2 separate regions of the Homo sapiens genome follow, and region 2 is linked to region 1. Evidence: chromatin loops called from intact Hi-C (ENCODE). Cell type or tissue: heart right ventricle. All regions are shown on one strand. Region 1 overlaps BCR (BCR activator of RhoGEF and GTPase). Region 2 overlaps BCR (BCR activator of RhoGEF and GTPase).

What was found. Peaks named below come from ENCODE experiments on the same cell type or tissue, not always from the same donor. Only the 100,000 strongest peaks of a DNase experiment are listed, where the experiment ranks them.
Region 2: it touches region 1 in a loop (5-fold over the local background); 53 of 110 quality-filtered maps call a loop at or near these places.

Annotation. Positions count from the first base shown.
Region 1 is chr22:23,236,284-23,238,783 of GRCh38, reverse strand. All of the region lies in intron 1 of BCR (BCR activator of RhoGEF and GTPase), which reads right to left. Among named protein-coding and RNA genes, the nearest start is that of BCR, 57 kb to the right of the region's middle. In heart right ventricle, no CTCF peak of the experiment used is centred here; a DNase peak (open chromatin) is centred at 1,383; H3K27ac peaks cover 1,390 bases.
Region 2 is chr22:23,186,369-23,188,868 of GRCh38, reverse strand. All of the region lies in intron 1 of BCR (BCR activator of RhoGEF and GTPase), which reads right to left. Among named protein-coding and RNA genes, the nearest start is that of BCR, 7.1 kb to the right of the region's middle. In heart right ventricle, no CTCF peak of the experiment used is centred here; no DNase peak of the experiment used is centred here.

The DNA.
Region 1 (2,500 bases):
GGTAGTCTGTAATTCCCACCCCCGGCCTAATCCTGGGTCACCCTGATCTATAGTGCTCCTGGAAGGCTTATGGGGTTGTGGATGCACAGGTGTTCAGGACGCCAGCCTGAGTCAGGGCCAGGGGTACAACATGCAGAAATGGCAACAGGTACGGGCCAGAAGTGCTGCCTCGAATCCCCAGGCCTCTGCAAGGGAGCCATCAGTACCCCATTTTACAGATGAAGGTTGAAGGTTTGGACGTGGAACCAACATACCCTGAGCTCCACAGCTAAGAAGGAGGATCCCCAACTTCAGGTATCCTGGGGGGCTGAACTAGGGGTGAGCTGGGGCAGGGGAGTGACGTTTTGTATTCTCCACCAGAATTTAAGATGTTCCAGGTGTGGGCAGATGTCAAAAGCCTGAGGAACAGACCGGGAGGTGGCACGGTCTCCAAGTCTAAACTCAAATGGATTTTCCCCCGGAAAATCTGTGCACATGGATTATGTGGCCAGGAACTCTTCCATTCTTAAACAAGTATTTGGAAAAGGAAATATAATTCCCTCTGTTCCCAGCTTCCCCCACCCTACCTCCAAGGCTTTCTTCGATCATCCCCCTTAAAAAACAAGACAATAAACCAACCAGGATGACCGGGATGACCAGAGGGCCCAGGGGCCTGCAGATGAAACTCCTCGTTTCATCTCTCAATGTTCCCACCAATGAAATGGGGATAATGACACTCTCCACCCACGCTCCCTGCGAGGTGTCAAGCAGGCCCCATCAGAGGGAGGAAACGGCACTGAGAAGCACAAGCATCACTTGTCATAATTACCGGAAGCCTCACCTGTTCACGCACTCCCACCTGCAACATTTAGCAGCGCACTCTTTCGCTCCTTTCCAGAAAAACCTTATGACCTCCTCTTGCCTGGCTTCTGGGGGATGCAGTGTGAGGCTGAGGGCTCCACTTCAGGAAATCTGGCAGAGCCATGTATCTGCTCAGGCCACTGCAGGTCAGCGGGTGACCCTAGCATGGCAATCTGGTCCGTCTCATCCACTACAAAGGCCAGCCAGGGCTCTGGAAGCCGGCCTTCACGCCGCCCGTCTCAGCAGCCCAAAGCTGACCCACTGCAAAGGCCACCACCCTGACTTCCACATTTCTCTTCTCCAGCAAAAATCAGGCCAGAGCAGAGCTTTCCTTACTCCCCTGGGGCTGCAAACTCTGCAGGCCACAGAAAACAGCTGAGGAACGAGCCAGAAAACCAGCCGGCAAGGATCTCTCTGTCCAGATGCAAGAGGAGAGAGAGGACCCAGCTCTTGACCTGAAACTCGAAACTGTCATGTGGGAATTACCACCCACGGTGATAATCCCAGCTGTCATTGTGGGTGTGACAACCTGGTCCAGATCCCACCTGTTACTCCCAATCGGCCAGGCTCGGGAACCAGGCCCAGCTCCTATCCTGCTTCCCCAGGGGGCCGTGGGAGGAGGTGAGATTCACACGCCCAGCCTGCCTCCATGAGCACAGCTGCTAGACACCCGCTCCGGGAGCCAACTCAGCCACCTGCCAGCCCAGCCAAATGAGCAGATCCTGATGAGGACTGTGGTATGCTGCATTCTGAAAGCACCTCCTGGGAAAAGTGAGTTCTGCAGAGATTCAACTCACAAACAGGGGCGGCGTGGCTATATCACCATGCCACTGCAGACACGCCAGGAAAAGGCCTTCCTTCAAGAACTCCACGATCCTGGGAGAACCGTGGCAACCGGAAAGGCTCTCAGAGGTATCTGACGCCGGTTCTGAGCCTGGCACTTCTTCTGGAAAATCCTCAGGTGGAAGAATAACAGCTTGGCTCAATCAGGTCACCCTGCCCAACACTCTTGCCTCCACAGCTACCCCCTGCCAGAGCCAGCACAGGGCTGGCAACTGACTCGGGTACTATTCAAGACACAGAATTTGTTCACGCTTCCCAGACAGGCCAGTAGAGAACAAGGCTGATTCCTGCTCCTTGCTTAACAGACAGACCCCAGCTGACTGCCTAAAGTTACTGTCCCAGCCTCTTTACCTCCAGGGCAGGCACCTGCCAAGGAGAGCAACAGACACCCAGTCACATCCCACACCCAGGCCAACGTCAGGAACACAGCAGACATCTAACAGGTGTTGGTCCCCTCTCGGTCCTCATGAGGGGAACCCAGACCCACTGGGCTCTGCCCACATGACTCCTCCCTGTATTAAGTGCTTTGTATCTTGGCTAGTAGGTGTGCGTTGCCCTGTTCTCGCCTGAATCCCACCTGAGCCATGCTCTCCTCTTGGCTGGAAGATGGGGACTGTACCAGGAAAGCCTGGGATGTTCAGAAAGTTGGAGTGGTCTATTAGGACAAGTGGATTCACACCACTCTCCTCACCTGTTGAGCCCCTTCCAAAGAGGTCTCATAAGTCAGCAACACAGCAGCAGTGCAGACAAACATCCCCTGGCGCCCTGTGCTGCTCAGTCATAGAGTGCGGCAGGGTGGAGATGAGGCTGCAGGTGG
Region 2 (2,500 bases), 50 kb after region 1:
TAACATGAATTTTACAATAATAAAAATAACAAACTTCTAACATGTTACATGGATATTGTATTTTAATTAAAATAACTACACTTTTCAAAAGGGGAAAAAAAAAACCTACTTGAGCCACAACAGTTGTATTCCAGTCAGGGTCAAGATATTCCCTGGGGTTCATAGTTAATTTAATCCACCACCACCCCGAGTCTTGACCCAAAAAGCAGCAGCCTCAGCCAAAACTCAGACCTACTCTTTGGTAACCTGAGAAAGCTTCCAAGATGCCCATTCATTCACTCTAAACAGGGGACCCTCTCAAACCACAGGGGTGAGCTGCAGCCTGGGCCTCATGCACTGCTGTGTCCTCTCCCAAGTGTGCTCAAGCACATAGCTCACCTGGGCTCTTTGTCCTGGTGAGGTTAGCAGTCACAAACACAAGCCCTCCCAGCCACAGGACTTCCAACCAAGGAAGGAAGGAGGCTATAAAGCTAGAAGCAACAAACTAAGCAAAAGGGAGTCATGGATAAGGCATGCTCCCCTGAACCCAGTCAAATCAACAGCACTCCCAGCTCCTTCTTCAGTGAAATGTTTCAGAATGCTCCATTCTGTTCCCAAAACAAGTCAGCCTTCCTGAACCAGAGAACGCTTGTAAAATTTGATCTAGACTCTGCTTCTGTGCTGCTGATGCCTTTAGCGGCCTCAGACTCCACCCAGATCTGCCCACTCTGTCTCCATCCATGGAAAGGAGCCTGTACTCAACTGAGAGGTGGCCACGAGGCTCTGGCCTTAAGAGATGACGATGGAGCCAACTCCAGGCCCAGGTGACCTTTCTCTGCCCCACAGTTACTCACTCAAACTGGTTGCCAGTCCAGCCCATCACCCAAGGGAAAAACAATGCAGTGGTCACTCTGGCGCCAACTCATCACCGGAATTCAAAGGGCAAATTAAGCTGCTTAATAAAAATGTGAAAACACAGGGCAGCCACTCACATGAAGTCCATGAAGAAACACAAGATCTGTCCCGTCTCACAACTGACACCTGGAAGAAAGTTGACAGGCACATTGGGCTGGGTGTTTGAATCAAGAATTCCTCAGACCTCCCAGCATAAACAAATAATAAATGTGTTTGAGGTGATGAATATGCTAATCACTTCAATCTGATCATTATGCATTGCAGATATGTATCAAAATATCACACCCTCTAAATAGGTACAATTATTATGTCTCAATGGGGGAAAAAAAGAAAAAGGAGGAGGCTGGGTGTGGTGGCTCACGCCTGTAATTCCAGCACTTTGGGAGGCTGAGGTGGGTAGATTGCTTAAGCCCAGGAGTTCGAGGCCAGCCTGGGCAACATAGGGAGATCCAATCTCTATTAAAAAAAAAAAAAAGAGAGAGAGAGAGAAAGAGAAGGAGAAACGTCTGCTGTCCCAACTGATATCGAGCCAGCTGCAACACAAATAAGACAGCCCCTCCTCCCCAATGTCAATCAGCCTGCAATCACAGAATGTGTGGGTGAGGCTAACTAGACCGTCCTATTTCAGCCCAGTGGGCCCACAACAGGAAAACTGCCTAGCCAACCAGAGAACTGTGAAAAAAAAAAAAAAAAAAAGTATTTTAAGCCACTTAAAAAAAAAAGATCCTCAGAAAGTAAACTACAGGGATGAAATGAGAAAAAGACCGAGTAATTGATAAGTCACTTTCCAATGATCAGTAAAAGTCCCCAGTCCTGACCCCATGGGCTATGAAAAGGAGGAAGGGCTCTTCCAGTATGTGCTATGTGTAAAGCTCAGAACCAGGCTCCCTGGGACACCCAGAAATGAACCAGTTATTCCTGCCTTCAAAAAGCACAGTTGGCCCAGAGCAGTGGCTCATGCCTATAATCCCAGCACTCTGGGAGGCCAAGACGGGTGGATCACTTGAGGTCAGGAGTTCCAGACCAGCCTGGCCAACATGGCGAAACCCCGTCTCTACTGAAAATACAAAAATTAGCTGGGTGTGGTGGTGCACACCTGTAATCCCAGCTACTCGGGAGGCTGAAGCAGGAGAATCCTGAACTCCTGAAGCAGGAGACTCTTGAAGCTTGAACTGGGGAGGCAGAGGCTGCAGTAAGCAGAGATCACGCCACTGCACTCCAGCCTAGAGTGAAACTCCATTAAAAAAAAAATCCACACAATTTCTGCCATCACATGGATGAACATTGGTAACATTACACTCAGTGAAATAAGCCAATCACAAAAAGACGAATGCCACAGGACTGGACTTACATGAGGTATCTATAATAGCTGAATTCAGAGACACAGATGGAGAATGGCAGTGCCAGGGGCTGGGGGCAGGGAATGGGGAGTTATTATTCACTGGGTACAGAGCTTCAGTCGGGAAGATGAAAAAGTTCAAGATGGACAGTAGTGATGGTCGTACAACAATGTGAATGTAGTCAACACCACAGAACTGTATGGATAAAAATGGTTAAAATGTTCCCCTGCTTCACTTGACTGGCCTTACCCAAAGAAACAATTTAA